4 separate regions of the Homo sapiens genome follow, and all the other regions are linked to region 1. Evidence: chromatin loops called from intact Hi-C (ENCODE). Cell type or tissue: PC-3. All regions are shown on one strand.

Region 1 (5,000 bases):
CAACTATTTAGCATTTACATTGTATTAGATATTATAAGTAAGCTAGAGATGATTTAAAGTATGTATATGGAGGTTATATGCAAATATTACACAATTTTATATAAGAAACTTGAACATGATAGATTTTGGTAGCTGCAGGGGTCCTGGAACCAATCCCCCATGGATACCAAGGGATGGCTCTAATATGAGAACTGAGAATTTGCTATTGTCGCTGCTTTCTGCTAGGGACAGAGACATGTCAGGAGTAGGTTCAAAATGAGAAATGGAGACAATGGATACAGAAAACTCTTTTGAGGTGTTTTGCCATAAAGGAAAATAGATAAATGGGGTTATTGTAGAAGAGAGATGGAAGGATAAAGGGAGGATTTTCTTTTAAAATCAGAGCTATTTCACTATGTTTGAATGGTAGTGGGGGGAATTCAGTAGAGAGAAAAGATGATGTGGGAAAAGGGTGGACAATGCTAGAGAAATATCCTTAAATGAGAAGCACGTGCTGCAGTACTAAATTTAAGAGTTGACTTTTGATAATAACAGGTCTAGCAGTAAGTGTATACGGGTACAGACTGGCTCAGTGAAATAAGAAGCAGGGTTATTAGCTGGCAGAAAAAAGTTGATAGGGGAAGGTGAAGGTCTGTGCATTACTCCGTTTTTACGCTGCTGGTAAAGATATACCGAAGACTAGGCAATTTACAAAAGAAAGAGGTGTAATGGACTCACAGTTCTTTGTGGCTGGGGAGGCCACACAATCGTGGAGGAAGGTGAAAGGCATGTCTCATACGGCGGCAGACAAGAGAAGAGAGCTTGTGCAGGGAAACTCCCCTTTACAAAACCATCAGATCTCATGAGACTTATTCACTGTGACAAGAATAGCATGGGAAAGACATGTCCCCATGTTTCAATTACCTCCTACCAGGTCCCTCCCACAAGTGGGAATTACCAGGGCTATGATTCAAGATGAGATTTGGATGGGGACATAGCCAAACCATATCAGTCTGAAAAAGAGGAAATCACAGGGAATTGCGGTGACCTTCCTCTTTATAAAATATATATTATATATATATATAATATATATTATATATATATATAAAATACAATTTAACAAAAGATCTGGGTAACATATAGAGACAGAGCTGAAATTGTCCAAGGCTGTTGAAAGCAGGGGTCTTAAAACAAATGCAGATTTCAAGGGAGTTATAAAGAAGCCAGTGTAAGACTAGGGTACGTAATAGTTAATCAGCAAAATATGAATCATAGCATAATAAGAAAAGAACTAGAGACAGATGTCCTTGAGACCCATGAATAGTAGCTTTATATGCACATTTTTAAAATTGTGAATAAATATAATGAAGAAGTGGATTATACGACCTTAGAAATTATATAACTCCTCTCTCTCTCTCTCTTTGCGTTTGTGTGTGTGTGTGTGTATGTGTCTATATATTATATATCCTTTATTACCAACTAATTTGAGAATATGATGAGATCACTAAATGGATTTTCTCCACTGAAAAGTACATTTATGCACATAGGTACAATATCATACATGAAGTATTCACAGACCAATGGATAAGAATTCTGATCCTACCCCTAAATGTATTCTGAGTAAACTGACCTTTCCTCTCTCATGTCCATGGTTGTGTATTTCATCCTCTCTGCTTGCAGTGCTTATCTTCATTTTCTCACCTACCAAGCTGCTGCTCCTCCTTCAAATTCGAAGTTAAGCTTTGCCTTGTCTGTGAAGCTTTTTATGACTCTTAAGAAACCCTAGGGGCACCTTCTTCCAAGTGTCTGATCTTTCCCTATTAACATTTATCATTTTGCTTTGTAACTGTTGGTTTGCAAGTCTGCTTAATCCATCCTGCTGTGGGTTCTTTGAAGGCAGGATTAAATCTCTTCATTTCTGAATCATTATTACCCAGATTCGTGCCCAGCAAGTTTTGAATAAATTTTGCAAATAAAGAAAAGTGAGTCCTCAAAGGGGTTAGGGGACTTAAGCAAGTCAGTGTCAGAACTAGGCCAAAACTATGGTGTTTTCTTTGCTGAGTTTAAGTTTCTCTTTATTCTGCTTGAATCTACCTGCTTTTAAGGAAGAAAACATTTTTACACCAGGAAATAGCTGATGGGGCAAAAATGGACTAAAGTGCACATTGATAGGTCATCTATAAGTATTAGTGCTCCCCCTTGTGGCATCTCAGGAAGGTGGAGGTGAAAGTGACCATGGACTTATCAAGGTCTGTTAGGAAGCAAGATGGATCTTTAGCTGGGAGAGAACATCTGTGCCCCGGCCTGTGTTCCCCCAGGAAGAAGTTAATCAGAAGATGTTTCCTTTCACCACAAGCAAAAATTATCTTTATTTCAAGTCTTCAATCATTTTCATTAGATTCCACAGGCATCTGAGTAGATTCTTTAGGCAGATATTCTGACTTACATTATTGAGAATATAAGTCCTCATTATAACCTGTTGAAATAGGTTGTCTCATTCTACTGTTACCAGGTGAGACAACTGAGGTTCAGGATGTTAAAGTAATCATTGCAAGGGTGGACAGCCTGGAGCGCTTGTCTTTGAAGTCCTCTATGTAGCATACTTTCTACCATACTCTGCCTGTTTAGACAATAAAAGTTTGGATTGCTGCAAAACAAGCTAGCTATTGTTGTTGCCAGAATTCTGTTAGCTACCAAGTAGGCAAAGGAAGCTGGCATTCAGTGGACAGCTCAGGTGCAGAAATCAAAGCTGCTTTTTTTCCCTGCTGCTTTTTTCTATATGGAGATTGCACATTGCCGAAATATTAGCTGAAGACAAGGGCTACCCCATTGGGAGGTGGTGGATATGGTGGAAGGATGGCTGAAAGTACAAGGATCTCTATCTCTGATGCACAAGCCCAGACCTCCCAAGTGGCCAGTGTTAAAGTCTTAACATTTTACTTGGAACAGAGGCTGGAGGAGAAAGGAAAAGCCTTCAGACTGTCCTCATGCAAAGGCTCCAAAGCCCAACTGGAAACATTTTTCTTCTCTAAGACTCAAGACATTTTTTTAACCGAGCCAGGAGCTTAGGAACACGCAACAGCTGATAGGGAGCTTTTAGGATGACTGGGTGCTGTCTTTACTGGCAGAGTCAAATATTAGCTTTGATTTGTAATGTTTTCGTAACTCACTTTCCTCTCCTGGAGTCTTATCCCCCTTAGTAGATCTAACAAGCATCTAAATCACCACAAGAGTATGATTAACACATTTCCATATCCTGAACCCCTGCAAGGCAATGATCAAAATAGTAGCTGATACCTATCGATCACTTATTATGTGATAGGTGCTTTACCTTCATGATGATCTCATTCAATCCTTATAGCAAACCATATTGTAGTGACCAAGACAGATTCAGAAAACTTGCCCAAGGTTACAATGAGTAGTCAGTGGATCTGAGACTAAAAGTAAACAATCTGACTCCACACTACATTACCTAATGAACTAAAAATAAAAAGAGTATCTGAGGAACTAAGTCTCCACCTGTAAGACTGCTCACTTAGTTTACTCAGCACGTTTGAGAACCATAGAAGAGAAAAGCTAAAGCTTCTCATTTCTCTCACTGTATAGCTGGTTAGATAGATGAGTAGATAGATGAGTACTAGCCCATGATCTAGCCAGCCACATACTTCTTAAGAAAAATAATGGCAATTAAATTATCACCAAGACTCAACATTGTAGAGAGATTTTATAACTGAAAAAATTTGTAAAAAAAAAAAAATACAGGCAACTGGGTGTGTTTGGTACTTTGATTTTAAGGTCGATCTATTATTGGTTACTAATTTGCTTTGATTGTCAATTTCACTTTCAGAAATTCCTGGATGTTGTGTCTCCACAACTTTCCAGAGGTTGCCACATCCATATCTGTCTTGTTTCCCACAGAAGCCCTGCCGTCCTTCACTGCTCAGTACTATTTCTAATAACATTTCCAGTAGTGCCCTGAGGGTTGTACCTCTTGTTGCCCTGGTCTCTGCCACCTGGCCTTATTGCACATCAAGAGAGGCTCAAATTTGTCCCCACCCATTCTTAAGCCAATCAGTATGCAGGTAATAAGGCCCATCAGTAAAAAGGATTGAGGAAGGATCCTCCCCAAAACACATGGTTGTCAGGGTACAAACCAGGCCTTGCCAGCAGGGTAGGTATGGGTGATGGGAGAAATTAGCAATGACCACCACCATTAATATGACTTGTTACATCCAGATTGTGGCTGTTGTAACAATCATGGAGGATAGATCTGTCTTCTAATCTCAACTCTGCCACTTCTGAACTGTGTGACTTTGAGAAAGTCATTTTGCCAGTCAGAACTTCATTTTTCTGGTCTCTTAAATTAGGATAATAATACCTACCAAATAGCCTTGTTGTATTGTAAAACAAGTAACAGACCGGGGTCATTCTGTCCTTGAAATTTTAGGATATACAGATAAGGGACACTATGATGGGTTGAGACCAGGCATATCAGGCTTTGCATCCTAATTTGCTCCACTTAGCAACTGTGTGAATTTGCAGAAATTTTTTCAACTCCCTGACCCTGTTTCCTCATCCGTAACATGCAGTTGAAACTACCTACCATATGGAGTATAGAAATAAGACAGTATATATAAGTAACTGCATTAAGACCTGGCATACAGATTATAAATCCGTTTATTTCTCCTACTAAAGTTCCCATTATTCTTGACTATTTGATACTGGAGAGCAAGAGGGGAAGAGGAGATTGTCCCTAGTAGTGCACTTGTCTTCTATCTCCCACTTAATACCATAACAATAATAGCTACTGCTACGGTCACCACTTCTAATATGACTGCTTTTACCACTAGTGCTGCTGCTGCTGCTGCTATTCTGGTATTATTTATTGAGCAGGAACTATGTAGCAATATGTAAAGGGTACTGCGATGTGCTCTTTACTGTGCTATTGATTTTAATGTCAGTATGTCTGCTTTCAATCAATTATATTGCATGGCCTTGAAAAATAGCCATTTCATTCCAGT
Region 2 (5,000 bases), 270 kb before region 1:
AGAGTACTGACTTTGGCAAACATCCAGGAAACACTCTTATGGGAAGCTTCTCTGTTTTTGTTTTGGAGCAACTTTGCACAATTAATCACAGCATCATTTACAGTTATAAAAAGTTGGAAACAACCTAGAGGCCCAATAAGTAGAAAATAGATCATTTATAGTACACAAACTTGACAATATATTATACAATATTAAAAACAACAATGGCACTAACATAACAACATTAAGAAGTACTTATGTTATATGTGGGAAAAATGATGCTGTATTTTGTTATGAAAAATGCAAATGGATATGTTAGTGCCTTCAAAAGGGCAAGAGGATTATGAATGATTAAGCGTACTTATTTCCTTTATTGTTTTTCTTATGAAAAATAGCTATGGTATAAATAACAGAAAATGTAATAAAAATTTGCATGACCAAAGAGGCCTTATCACATAAATAAGCTCAAGTCTCTCTCTCCTCCAAAAAGCCACTATAAGAGCCTGTTCTCACACTGGTGTGAAGATGGAGTAATTTTTAAAGAAAAGAGGTGTAATTGACAACAGTTCCACGTGGCTGGGGAGGCCTGGGGAAACTTAGAATCATGGCATAAGGTACCTCTTCACAGGACGGCAGAAGAGAGAATGAGTGCAGAGCAAAGGGGGAAGCACCTTATAAAGCCATCAGATGTCAGGAGAAGTCACTCACTATCATGAGAACAATATGGGGGAAACTGCCCCCATGATTTACTTATCGCCACTTCGTCCCACCCTTGACACATGGGGATTATTACAATTCAAGGTGAGATTTGGGTGGGGACGCAGAGGCAAACCATATCAGCTACCAACTTTTCACCTACTGCAAATATCACATTATACTTTTCTTAACATTTAAGTGTCTTCAACGAAATTTCTTTTACCTTCTCACTTTGTGTTTTCTCCTCAGTCTGTTGAAATCTGCCTTCTGCCAGGTCACTTAATGTGAAATTGTTCACATCAAGATAAAATCCACCTTGTTGCTGAAAATAGTTTTCAGTCTTTCAGCAGTTGGTATTTATTTGGTCACACCTTCTTTAACCTTGCAATTCCCAGATTTCAGATCTGTATTTCTTTGCAATATTCTTTTCAGTCTCCCGGTCCTCCTTAAACTTTACTTTCCCTCTAGGCATGTGAGCTCCCTTAAATAATCAGGCCCAGAAAAGCATTTAACATGTGGCAACAGTCACATCTCACTCCCTCTTGAGCTAAATCACTATCTCTCCAAGCCACTTGCTTTGCAGGCTCTAGACTAACTGATCCCAAGTAGCCATAAAATGCCATATACCCTATAGTTCCACAATGTATAGCCAATTGCTAACTAATGTTATTTCTGTGAACCAATGAGAATTCTTGACAAAAAAATTTTGTAATTGTTGCTTCCCCTGATTCATCTTTTTTTTCTTTAAACACTTGAGCATCTGTTTTGTTCTCCAGAGCACTCCCAAGGCAATTTGGAAGTGTTTCCTGGGCTGCAGTCCTTAACCTTTGTGCTTGAATAAACTCTCTTAAAATAGACTTTGAATTTGTTTATTTTATGTTGACAGTTTCTTGGTGTCTGTTGACCAGATGCCACTCTCAGGACCTTGCCATGTGGGCCTCTATAACACAACAGTTTGCTTCATTAAAATGTGCAAGCTATGAAAGCAACAGAGAGAGTGTACTTGCAAGACAGGATTCATAATCTCTTGTAACCTAATCATGAAAGAGACATCTCCTCAATGTTTCCATATTCTGTTGGTCAGAAGCACATTACTGAAGGAGATAGTGTTACATGAAGCCTGAATATACCAGGAGGTAACTTCACTGGGGGTCCTCATAAAGGCTGCCTATTATAATTCTAAACCCTGTATCTCATTCTCCACTGATACAAGGCACAAGTCCTATTACTAAATGCAACATGCACAAGTCTGAATACATCATCTTTCTATTCCCAAAGGCAGCTCATTTCCATCTTTTTAGTTAATGGCATCTCCATTCACCAACTTTTCAAAAATCAGAAAACTATCGTATTTATTCATCTTCCTTACCCCAACATTCAATTAATCATGAGCTGCTATTAATTCTGATTTCTAAATACCTATTACATCTGTCTCTCCACATGTCTGTCTTAACCTATCATGATCTGTAACCTATGTCATCGCTATGGCTTCCTAACATACCTTCCTACTCCCAGTCTTGCTCTCTTCCAGTCCTTACCACACCAGTGGTGACAATGCCACATTCCTGCTTAAAATGCTCACCTGGTTTCCCATAGCTCAAAAATATTTCAAGATGGATATGGATAGTGATTCTGAAAATGCACATTCAATAAATCTGTGATTTCCACAATACAGGCTACAAAAATTTAAACTCAGGAAAATCTTAGCTGGTAAGAATATGTGAAGTTGAGTGACAGTTGTGAACAATCTAGCTTTCTATTTGAATAATATGCAAAATCCCTATATAAGTTGTTTAGTGTGGAATCTCAGATATGGGGGATGTAAACTCAAAACAGTTGTATTAGTTTTCAGTAACCACTATCAATTGTTCTTTGAACATTATCTATTTGGAAGGCTGTATCCCTTGAAGATATTTCAGTTCCACTCTATAACTTTCCAGACATTTTCACATATTAGAAGTTTCATGGCAGTTCTGAGAAACTCAGACCTATTTATTGTAATATTTCAATCTCCAAGGGCTTCTGCTAGCTCACAGAGTGCCAATATGGGAATGGGAAAATGATGCCCCTTCCTCCTGGTGGAGACAGGGACCTGCACAATCAGTTCAGACCACTAATTCCTCCCCAGACCGTGTGAAATTCTAGCCGCCTGGAATTTAGAGATTGTGTGGCCTGCTTTAACAAACTTCCTCTTCGTTTTTCTAATCTGGCCATGGAATAGGTGTAAATAAGAGTGAAAATGGTATTTTCTAGTCAGTTGTAACATGACTGGTTATCAAATATTTCAAATATTGCCCCAAATACTACCCCCAGAAGGTGGTGCTGTGAGTTCTGAAATGTTTGTTTGGGAGCTGTCTCTCCAGAAGCAGACCTGGATGGACCAAGTACAAACTAGAGGTCAGTTATTTGTGTTTATTTCAATCTGTGCTGTCCATGACTTCAAAGCACAAGTCACTGGATTCTCTAAAAATACTTCCCATCCTCAAATTCTTTTTAACTGGATCAATTTTTGAGGCTTGGGAGACAGTTGAAAGTTGTTATTCTGACAGCTCCATTCAAAAATGAGATGTAAAAAATGACCTTTTTATAGGAACATACGGGAAAGAACTATAAAAACGCTTAAGATTTGGTTTGGCAGAGATATTTTTCTCATTCAAAAATGAGTAGCGTTTTTGGCACTTGCTGTGGTACTTTGTAGCTGGCAGCTGAATTATTTTGGCCTCTGCCCAAATCTCTGGACTCAAAAGCTGATCTTCAAATCTCCTGTTTAGTTAAAGAAGGATTTAAAACACTTAATGGCCATTTACATGTCAAAAATAAGACATTATATTAACCTGATATTGAGACACTGTGCCTGTCTAAATAGCGATGACAATAGATAAAATAACTACCTTTTGAATGGCAGTGCATTACTTGTATTATTCTTCAAAACAATCTGTCAATAGAACAGGTTTTAAAAGCCCATTTTACAGATAGGAAAACTGAGGTTCAGTAGACCAAGATCCTTGCTCAGGGTATTTGGAAGAATCAGTATTCGAGCCCATGGCTACAGACATTTACCTATTCTCTATTATGTCACGTTATTTTCAATGTATATTTTCTGAAATGCAATGCAGTAGGCCTTGAGTTAGTAATTCTTCCTTTAAATGTACCTGCAAATTATACAACACTCTTAGCCAATAATGACTTAGAGAATTATTTCTGCTTTCTTTAGCATTAGTACTTTTATATTCTTCTTAAAGGTAATTATTCTACCTATGACTGGGCTATTATGAAACAGGGTGGTCTTGGTAGTTTACAAATATGTCCATAAGTAGATGTATCATGGTGCCCTAAATTAGCTTTACTCATGTTCTTTTCTTTCTAGAAAATTTTTGTTAACCAGGATCCCATGCCTCTGTAAATTGACCATCCCCTAACCCATAGCTTCATATCATTTAGTGTTCTGGGACCTCCAAATGAAGTCTTTATTATTAGACAAGGAGGCATGGTCTGTCTGATATATGTTGAAAGCCAATAACATAACTCACTGTCTTTCAATTTGATAATAATTCTGTCTTAATTCAGTCTTATACATATTGCTTCCTATTATCTTCCATTCTTTTTCTTGGAGAAAGTAAAATGGAAGAGCCAAATGAAACACAGTGTTCTAAATCTACCCATATGAAGTAATCTACCACTTCAGATGTAAGTTGGTATAGAATAAAAGGAAGTCACAGTTCAATTTATGGATTCCAGGGAAATACAGTAGTATGATCCAGGAAGTATAGATATTTAAAGGAGGCATCTTCTAAGTTGATGGAACATAGCTGCTGAAGTTTCTGGGGCACAAATAGGGACAGTAACATGATTCTAAATTTTGGCTAAAGATTCCCAGTGAGTTAGTGCCTGGGTGAGGTAGGTGGGCATAGTGTATCATGATCCAGCAAAGTAATAGCTGAGCATGGTATCTAGACCCAGGAAAATGAGGCAGGGGTCGATGGGGGAACTAGAATACAAACTAGGAGGATATTCAAGGTTCTGGGAAGGAAGAAAGTCTGCAACTTTGCATCTGGGTTTATTTCCATATACAATGAATTTTAATAATAAATGCTGGTGAGGATGTAATCAGTGGGGAGAAGGAATTTGTACAGAGAAATATTATGATCAGATCTTTGCTTTTGTAATGTTGTTATCTGTTGGTAAGGAAATCATAAGAGGAAGAGCAAGATTGGCAACAGTGAGATCAGTTAGGAAGCTATTGGTATCTTCAAAGCACTGTCCAAGTCTCACCTTCATCCTCGTCAGACTTTCTCACCCAAATTTCTGTAGGATAAACTACCCTT
Region 3 (5,000 bases), 220 kb before region 1:
AGAAAAATGCATGTGTTCCTTAATTATTGGTGAGAAAAGTGTAAGAAAAGGAGGGTAGGTAGTAAGCAGGCAGGGATAGTCCAGAGTCAGAGCAAATCTCACAGCAGGAGGGACTCCAGGAACCAGGAGAACCAATTCTAGAGGTGCAAAGCTCAGTTTGAATGGGTATTATCAAAGAGAAAGTAGGAAATGTGGCAATATTGTGTGTGTGTGTGTGTGTGTGTGTGTGTGTGTGTGTGTGTGTGATGTCAGGGCTCTAGATACTGAGAATGGATAGGGAGGAGGAAAACGGTGTCAAAGGGTGTCATCTCAGACTTATCACAAGGTAGAAAGAAAAGTTGCCGGCTTTTTCAGAATTCTTAAGTATTTTTATATTAACTTCTGTCCCGTCTCCTTAATACTCTTCTTTAAGTTTTAAAATAATGTAACTACATATGGAAAAGAAGAGAAAGAAGGATATATACACACACATATCACCTATCATTTTGTTCTACAGCATTCACTGTTTTAGCAACAATATTGTGTATTTTTCTCCTGTTTTGTTTTTATGTCTGTTGTTAGAAAATTAAAGGTAAAAGAAAACAATTCTATATAATACGCCACTATGAGAAATTTTTGCCAGTTATTTCTTTAAAAATGAAAAAGAGGTAGAATACAGGGCCTAATAGTGACCCTAAGTGTGTAGTGGTTCGAATGACAGGCTTTGGAGCCAAAAAAGATCAAATACAGAATTCCAGCTCTGACATTTACCCGTTGTACAATTTATTTTTTGTTGTTCTTAACTTTTTTTTCTGAAACATTGGAATAATATTACCCAACTCACAGATTTGGTTGCAATAAATAGTAAGTTAATTCTTATATCCTTTTCTGTAAAGGTTGTAAGACATTTCTTTCCCTTTTTTTTATAAAAGTGATTTATGTTTTTATTTTGAATTTACAAATTTAGCAATGAAAATTCTAGAAGTTTAATTAATCTTTATATATGGAGCACCTCTATTTCTAGCTACTCTACCTTTTGTATAAATATATTAACTGACACAAAAGCTTTCTATCAGAAGACCAGATTTTTTCAGCTGTGAGGATAAAGTCTCATTTAGTGTTCTTTTAAAGGTAAATCTAGCTGGGAGGAATGAGATAGCATAGAAAAAGCTAACTGTTTTAAACAATTTTTGAACAGCGTTATTTTCAACAATATAACCATCCTTATTTGTTGTATCATTTCTATTTTTGAGATTGCTGCATGCAATTGTGAGATTCCCTTCTAGGACAGTGGCATGGTAGCAGGTTGTCATTGTGTAAAAGGGGTTATGATAGAACTGAAGGGACAGCAAAGCTATCAATGATCGTCTGTCATAATCAGTTTTTTTCTTACAATCATCTCATCTCAAGACCCCATAACTCCGCACTCTGATTGTGCCCATTAGGCACAGCAGATGGTACCATTTTACTCCGTGGAAGCAGTGAGCAGAAAACTTGCCTCCGACCACAACATTTGTGAGCAGAAAAACTAGACAGCCTTTTCCCCTCAGTATGCCCAAGCCCTGGCATTTAGTTGCAGTAGGCAAGTGATGTAAAAACCCTTTGATGATCTAGAAGAGGAAACATAGATACTTTTATTCTAATGCACACTGTTGTGAGCCTTGACTATGAAGCACACTTCCTCTGGCTGAGAGTGTGTGTTCACAAGCTAATTAACGTTTTCCAACCCTGCTTTGTCTTGCCATAGAAAAGATGGATCAGATATTTCTCCTGATTTTATGTAAGCTGTACATCTTTTCTGTTTATAACCATGGAAGAAAAACAATAACTGTGGCAAATGCAAAGACCTACGGCAATACACACTCTGGGTGCTGATTTGGGGCATGTTACTAAATCAATGTGTGACCTAGGCAATTCTCTTCCTTAGCTAGTTCTCAGATTTCTCCTCTGTGAGAATGAAGGGGTAGGATCACTGATTTGCTTCATCCTTTCCAGCATCAGCATCCGATGGACTAAAGTGATTAATGTTGGGCCTGTGGCAAGCGCAGATTTTATGGGGTTCCACCTAGTGGCTTTGCTCCATATTACGGTTCTAAGTGAGTATGGCATGGTTGTATAGAATAGAGGCTTTTGAGGCTACAGACCTTGCTCTGAGTCCTGACTTTGTGCTCAATATCCAAGTAAACTTGGGCAGCTTCTTAGCTCTTTGTGATTTGTTTGCTTTTCTATAAAAATGGAAAATAATACCTATTATATAAGGTGGTTATGAAGATTAAATGTTAGCACAAAACACAGGAATAAAAGTGAGGGCAGCATTATTAGATTCTAGGGAAATTAAAGTGACAGTTAAAAATAGTGACAACTGGCTGGTAGATGGGGACCTGCTCTGGGTGCATATCCATGAAACTCACTGTGCATCATATAAAGATGGCCAGCTAGACATAGGTAATATGTGCCTCCTCCTAGGAGAGGAACCAGGATAGTAAGTAGATATCAGAATAGTTGGCAGATACTCACATTTTAAACAGATCATATAGGGCACAATGCTAGGATTCCCCAGAGCAGTGACAAGAAGCACCCGAAATAGGTAAAGAGAGAGCAAGACAGCTTGCCCAGCCAGGAACCAGCTAAAAGTTAGGAGAGCCTCCTGGACATGGGGAAATAGTAAAAGAGAAACCCCCGGGGTTCCAAAATCAGCTTTTACTATCATGGCCACCAAAGAAACCCTTAACTCGTTAGGGCCTTGGGCTTGACATACAGAGCTGGCTAAAGATTGCAAAGAGATGTTTCTCCAGAAAGAGAACCCATGCAAAATTTCACAGGCACCTGAGCTTGGAGCAGCCTCAGCTGGGAGCTATCTTGAGAGCCTAGATACTGGAGATCTACAAACATGGCTGGGGCTACTGCACTGCTCCAACAAGAGAAAGAAGAGGCTGGGCACTCCCATGCACCCCTAGGAGGGTGCTTGCTGCCCTGCTGTGGGCTGCTGTGAGACTGAGATGTAAGTGGACCATATTCCCCATAGCTTCTTGCCCATACTGCTAGACTGGAAGGTACTCTGCCCACCCTGGGTCCCAGGCCCAGGGTGAGTGCCATTTTGAGAGTTTAAGGCTGAGCCATATGTCACCTTAGGCCTGAGTTCAGGCTGATGTGGTTGTAGCTGCCATCTGGCCAAGGAGGAACAAGAAGACAAAGGTATCCTATGTATATCTAAGACAATATTTACTTCCCTGCAACAGGCTGCTGTGAGATTGAGACACAAGTGGACTGTATTCTCCACAGCTTCATGCCCACACTGCCTGCATGGGAGGAGACCCACCCTCCCTGACTATAGACTCAAGGTGCCATTTTGAGAGTTTAATGCTTGGTTGTCCCCTGCCCTTGAGATGAGTTTGACTTGACATGGCTTCAGCTAATGCCCAGTTAAAGAGGTATAGGAAAGCCAGGCTTCCCAATGCACATCTAGGTCAATACCCAGTACCCTACTACGGGCTGCTGTAAGACCAAGACTCAAGTAAACTGCTTTTCCCATAGCTTCTTGCCCATGCTTCTTGCCTGAAGGGACCTTACACTCCCTGGTCACAGGCCCAGAGTGCCATTCTGAGAACTTAATACTGGGCTGTGCCCCAACCTTGGGCCAAGTTTGAGGTGACATAGTTGCAGCTGCCACCCAGCTGGGAAAGGGATAAGTGAGACAAAGCTCTCCTAAGCACAGTTAGGACAATGCTTACTGCCCTGCTACAGGTGGCTGTGGGACTGGAGACTAGCCCACCCAACCCATCACAGCTTCCAGCAACAACAACATGCGTTGCTTGGGTCCCAGTGGGTTGCACCACCATTGCTACTACCATCACCCATACCACATTAGCTACCAAGGGTCCTAAGAACCCACCCACACACTGGGACCACTGCTCTTACTATTAATTTCTAAGCAAGCCACGTGAAGGCTCAAGAATCAGTCCTCCCAGACTCACAAACACTAGAGCCAGTGTAAGTTGCTCTGGGGCCTGAAAGGACCCCACTGCTACTACCACCAGAGCCTGAAGACTGATTTAGTTGGTGTCCAGGTCACTAGCTTAATTCCACCACAAACTCAACTATTAGCTGTACCCTTAGTCACTGAGGAAATCACAGAGACCACTGCCCTGTGTACTGCCAAAATATTCATACAAAGATCACACTACCATGAGCACCCAAAATCAAAGCCACAGTATCTTAACTGAATCAACAACATATACACATCCTCAGGAAAAAATTCTCCCCTATGAAAGCAATTTCAAAAACTTGGAAAAAGTGACTGCTATACAAGATGCACCAAAATCAATGGAGGGACACAGGAAACATGAAAAATCAGGGAAATATGATACCATCAAAGGACCAAAATTATCCAATAACAGATCCCAATCAAAAATAATTCCTCTTTAAAAGTTCAGATAAAGAATTCAAAATACTGATCTTAAAGAATCTCAATGAGATGCAAGATAAACCTGAAAATCAATACAAAGAAATCAGAAAATCAATCCAGGATATTAATGAGAAATTTACCAAGGAGATGAACATCATAAAAACAAATAGAATAGAAATTCTGGAATTAAAAAATTCATTGAAAGAAATAAAAAATATATCCAAAAGTTTCAATAATAGACTAGACCAAGAAGAAGCATCTCAGAACTTGAAGACAAGACTTTCAAAATAATCCTGTCAGACAAAAATAAGAGAAACAGAATAAAAAATGAATGAACAAAGCTTTCAGACATCTGGGACCAGATAAAGTGACCAAATTTACTAATTATTGGTATTGCCAAAAGTGAAGAGGGATCAAAAAGTTTAGAAAACATATTTAAGAAAATAATGAAAATTTCTCATCTATCAAGAAAGTTAGGCATCTAGATACAGGGGACACAGCAACCCCAAGGAAAATACATTGCACAAAGGACCTCACCATGGCATATTATACTCAGAATGTCTAAAGTCCAAGTGAAATAAAGAGTTTTAAAATTAGCAAGAGAAAAATATCAAGT
Region 4 (5,000 bases), 550 kb after region 1:
GGGCTTAATTTTCTGCATTTCTCTCTCCACACCTTCTCTATCCACCTCCTCCACCCAGCAACACCACAGGAAACCCGGGCTTCCTAAATAGAAGCAAGTAATTTTCTGAGGCTCCAACATTTTCTCTCTCACACTTACAGGATTTTTCAGGAGCCTGCTTTTAAGGCTGGCAGACACAGCTCCCCACACACAGCCTGGAGATGTACATGTCCAAGGTCAGGGTTGAGCCTCCCAGGGCTCACATGAAGGACAAAGACTTTAGAATCAAAATGACCAAGATTTAAATTCCAACTCTCCAATATATTAGTTGTTTCACCTTGATTAATTTATTTCCTTAATGAAACCTCCCTTTTCTTACCTGTAATAGTAAAATAATATTAACATCTGTCTAGTTTTAGTGTGAGACTTTTAAAAAAATAAGAAATTGTGGCAGACCTTGTTGGTTGCCATTCTCAATTTTATTATCCTGTGGCACCTTTCACTTTAGAGGCTGGAAAAACTTAATACTTATTTTCCTGGTCTCCCCTTCAGCCAGGGATGGCCAGTTAACTCAGCTATGGGCAATGTTATATAAGCAGAAGTCTGAAAAAAGTTTCCTGGAAGTGTTTCTGCTTCCCTGAAAAAATGGAAAGATGAGGCCAACTGGTTCTCCTACTCTTTTCTCCCTGCTTTGACCAAAGATGTTATCTGGAGCTGCAGGAGCGCTCTTGTGGCCAAGAGGCTCTCAGAGTCACCTGTACTGACATCATCAAGACACTGAAGCAATGCTGAAGGCATCGAACTCCAGATTTCTTGTTATGTGAAAAGAATAGTGTCTCTTTATATAAGCCACTTCAAGTTGAGTTTTCTGTTCCTTGCTATCAAGTGCATTCCTAAACTGCTGTGTGTGAGCGATGTAAATAAAGGGACTACAGGAGTCTACAGTATTTACTAAATATTGGTTCTATCCTCCCCACCCTCCCCATGTGTCTTCTCCTCAAAATATACTTAGTACTAATCTATACCATTGAATTATTCATATTTAGAGTGGGATTTGGCCTGAGAATATGCATCCAGACTGGATTTTGAGGCCTCTGCAATGTTTCTTCTACCCCGACCACCTGCACACTGAGGTTAAACTCCCAGTCAATGAGAGTCCAGCCAGTTGGTTATACTCCATATGAGTCATAAGTGTCCTATCCCCAACCACTCTTTCCTCCATTCCCTGTCTTCCCTCATTCTCTTCCCCCATCCTTCTTTCAGCCTGCCTGAATCTCTTCCATCCTTCCTTTGCTGGGTGCATCCCCACCATCTCCCTGAGATACCTTTTCTGATGCGATCAGGAATGGCCAGGAGAGAAAAGAGAGTCATGTGACACAAATTTAGTTGCCCCATTTGGCAATGGTGATGGGCAGGCAGAAAAGCATGTCTAGTCCAGGGAAACCTTGGAAATAAGGGATACAGAGTTTTATAATCAATATATTAAAAAAAAAAAAAAAAAAAAACTCTGCAAGGCAGATGCAGAGCAGCCACCAGGGCTTCACTTTGACCCTGGCAGTCAGGAGAACAAAAAAGCTGGAGAGCCAAGGTCACCCAGGAGCTACCTTAGAGGTGGGTAGAAGAAGCATCCAGGGAATAGAGAAAACAAAGACAGGAACCACAGTGCAGATGGTAGCCTCAGAAGCTCCACAAGGTCCCTGGCCAAAGAGAAAAGAAATTGAATTCCCCTTCCTGTGTCCATGTGTTCTCATGGTTCAATTCCCACCTATGAGTGAGAACATGCGGTGTTTGGTTTTTTGTCCGCACATGTACCCTAAAATTTAAAGTATAATTTAAAAAAAAGGAAAAAAAAAAAGCAATAAATAAATAAATAAATAAATACGGGAGCTACGAAAAAAAAAAAAAGAAAGAAATTGAATTGACCAAAGCTTTGAAATAATTTGTCCCCACCTGCCATACCTCTCAGGATGGGTGGAGGGGGTCAACCATCTGCCAGTTGACCAGATAATCAATGAAGGATGAGAGGACAGTCCACATCAGCCCTTCAGGTAGAATACCTTGGACATGTCAGAGGCTGCCATACAGACCTGGTTGTGCTCATCTTGGGTAAATTGTGACACCTACTGGCTCATAATGGAGAAAACCCATGCTTCACTTTGGTAAAAAGTTCCCTGGTGCTAGTGTGATGCAAATGTCTCCCAGATGGACTAGACTCTTTGCTAGTGAGAAATTATATACCTTTCAGGTTCTATGGCCATGCCCAGATTCAGTTTCCCATGACCACAGTTGTCTGGAAGGACAATGGAAATAACCAGAGGACAAGCCACTGTAATAAGAAGTGGTCACGGAGAATGGCCCAATGCAGAGATTTGAGTTCTGGTTCTGCCTGTGTCTCTTTGTGGCCTGAAGACATTAAACAAATCACTTCTTCTATTTCGCTGTCACTTTTGTTGTTGGTTATCTTTTCAAAGGAATGTGTTACCCTTGTTCTGTCTACCTTAGAGTTTATGTGTAAAGAATCAAAAGAGAGAGCCTTGTTGAAGCAACAAACGTGTTTTTGTGTTTTTTAACAAGCATTTAAGTATCTCAAACTACCATACTTCTGGAGACATATACCTGTACATATACATACGAACATAAATATGCATAGCAGTATTGATACAAAAGTGAATAAGCCACAATTCCAACCTAGAAAGACACATACATGTAAACCAAATGTAAGCCAAAAGTAAAATTCTAAGGTCCCCTAACCATCTGAATGGACTTCCTCGTCAGCCAGGGCACCCTTAAAATTTAACCTGAAAGACTGGTTCAGGCCATGATGGGAAGTGGGGGTCAGACATGCCTCATTATACCTCTCTGGCATTAACATCAACCGACTTTAAGTCTGATAAAGAAACATTTTACAGCCTATTCTTTCTGAAGCCTACTACCTGAAGGTTTCCTCTGCAAATAAGAACTTTGGTCTCCACAATCCTTTATCTTAACCCAAATATTCTTTCTATAGATCCCAGGTCTTTAGATAAACTGAACCAGTTGTCAACTAGAAAACTTTTAAATATACCTATAAGCTGGAAGCTCCCACTTCAAGTTATCCCACCTTTCTGGACCAAACCAATGTGTTTCTTAAATGTACTTGATTGAAGTCTCATGCCTCCTTAAAATGTACAAAACCAAGCTGCATCCCAGTCACCTTGAGCACATGTTCTCAGGACCTCCTGAGGGCTGTGTCACAGGCCATGGTCATTCATATTTGGCTCAGAATAAATCTCTTCAGATAATTTACAGTTTGACTTTTTTTGTCAACCCAAAGAATCCTGTTCTCTTTGCCTGAAACACTTCCTCCCTCAGCTTATCCTTCGATTCACAACCTTCATATCACTTCCTCTGGGAAGCCCTACTTCTGCCCTCACCCTAGTCAAGCCAGGCCTCCTGTGACACTCTCACAGCACATTTCACAGTTCTCACAGGCACAGGACAACACCAGACTGGAGGCAGGTGATTGAATGTTCAAATCCTAGCACTCCCCTCACTGACTGTAGGACCATGGGCAAATTTCCAAGCACCACCAAACTGTGGTATCCTTTCCTGCAAAGTAAGGAAGACAATACAAACTTCCTAGGGTTTTGATAAGGATTACATAAAATGGCACATGTAAAGCACCTTGAAGAGTGCCTGTCAAAAAGTAAACTCTCAGGAAGTGTTAGTTTTTACCATCATTTGTGAAATGTTTAATTTAATGTTCATCTCTCCCACCAGACTATTGACTTCAAGAAGGCAGAAGCCCTGCCCACTTTTCTCAGGCCGTATCCCCTGCACTTAGCACAGTATCTTGAAACCCAAGCCTTTTCCTTTATAAAATGCAAATAATCATAGTAACCACTTCATAGTGTGTTGTAAACACTAAAGATGACCATGTCTCCAAGTCAGCACTAAAGCAATTATCATAAGGCCAAGCACATAGCTAAGTATTCTATTGATGTTTTTACTATTGTTATTATTATAAATGATATAAATGAAGTAAATACAGTGTTCAGGAGTAATACAGAAAAGGTAGTCATTAATTTTACCTTGGAACAGGGAAGTCCTTGCCTAAAGGAGGGATACCTAAACAGGATTTTAAAGAATGAAAGCGGTTAGCCAAGCAGACTCCATCAACTGACAAAACTTGCTGCCCTCTGCAAAGTGAAAAGCTTCATGCTCAGTTGTGGCTATATACAAATAAATATAACCCAGTCCCTGCCCTTCAGGAACTTACAGCCCCATAGAGAGAAATATCTCCTCCTACAGTTCAGTGTCCTTTGGGTACACAGAAGAGCAGAGCCTAATCCAGAATACCAGGTCAGGGAAGGCTTCCTGGAGGAGGTGACATGGAGTGGGGATGTGAGGACAGTGAAAAATTAACCAAGCTATGAAACCCAAAAGACCTCTCAGGCAAAAAGAATAGCAGGTAAGAGTAGGAACGCTGAGGAAACGCAAAGTGTTCCAGTTAGTTGAGGCTTTGGGTATATGCACAGGATTGGAAAGAACGGAGCTGGAGAAAGAAGGAAGGAGCTAGATAATGAAGAGTCCTACAATCCTTGCTGAGGAATTTGGGTTTTATTCAATAGGCTATAGGAGCTGCTGAACAATTGCAAAAAGGTGGAAAGGGGTAATATAATCATATTTGCATTTTAGATACGGTCATTCTAAAAGGACAGTGAGATGGCAGCTGGAAGATTAGTCAAGAGGCTTTTGAAAGAGTCCAGACAGGCAATGGTAATGGGCTGACTTAATTCAATCAGAGTGATAAGAGAGAAGCCTATAATATAATTAGGAAGTACAATCAACAGGACTTATGGACTAATTTGATGTGAGAAGCAAAAAAAAAAAAAAAAAAAAGAGAAACCAATCTAGAATTTGGTTTGGGTGATCAGGTGGGTTATGGAGCCAATCACTGATTCAAATATAACAAGAACAGCAGGTTTGCAAAGAAAAAGGGCCAGCATGGTTTTGTACATATTTGTATATATTTTATTTAT

Evidence for each region. A loop is a pair of places that touch in the nucleus more often than their neighbours do. Peaks named below come from ENCODE experiments on the same cell type or tissue, not always from the same donor. Only the 100,000 strongest peaks of a DNase experiment are listed, where the experiment ranks them.
Region 2: a loop joins it to region 1, with 14 times the contacts of the local background. A loop is called at or near these places in 7 of 110 quality-filtered maps.
Region 3: a loop joins it to region 1, with 9 times the contacts of the local background. A loop is called at or near these places in 4 of 110 quality-filtered maps.
Region 4: a loop joins it to region 1, with 11 times the contacts of the local background. A loop is called at or near these places in 3 of 110 quality-filtered maps.

Annotation. Positions count from the first base shown.
Region 1 is chr11:88,013,789-88,018,788 of GRCh38, reverse strand. It overlaps a transcript of RAB38 not described here. Among named protein-coding and RNA genes, the nearest start is that of RAB38, 160 kb to the left of the region's middle. In PC-3, a CTCF peak has its summit at 2,173 (motif pointing left); DNase peaks (open chromatin) are centred at 2,178 and 3,408; H3K27ac peaks cover 728 bases.
Region 2 is chr11:88,279,516-88,284,515 of GRCh38, reverse strand. No RefSeq gene overlaps it. Among named protein-coding and RNA genes, the nearest start is that of CTSC, 56 kb to the left of the region's middle. In PC-3, CTCF peaks have their summits at 2,794 (motif pointing left) and 2,994 (motif pointing right); no DNase peak of the experiment used is centred here.
Region 3 is chr11:88,229,121-88,234,120 of GRCh38, reverse strand. No RefSeq gene overlaps it. Among named protein-coding and RNA genes, the nearest start is that of MIR3166, 55 kb to the right of the region's middle. In PC-3, CTCF peaks have their summits at 1,849 and 2,048 (motif pointing left); a DNase peak (open chromatin) is centred at 2,050.
Region 4 is chr11:87,460,797-87,465,796 of GRCh38, reverse strand. All of the region lies in intron 2 of LOC107984361 (a long non-coding RNA gene), which reads right to left. Among named protein-coding and RNA genes, the nearest start is that of LINC02711, 260 kb to the left of the region's middle. RefSeq lists a silencer at 2,093-2,182. In PC-3, a CTCF peak has its summit at 2,097 (motif pointing left); a DNase peak (open chromatin) is centred at 2,086.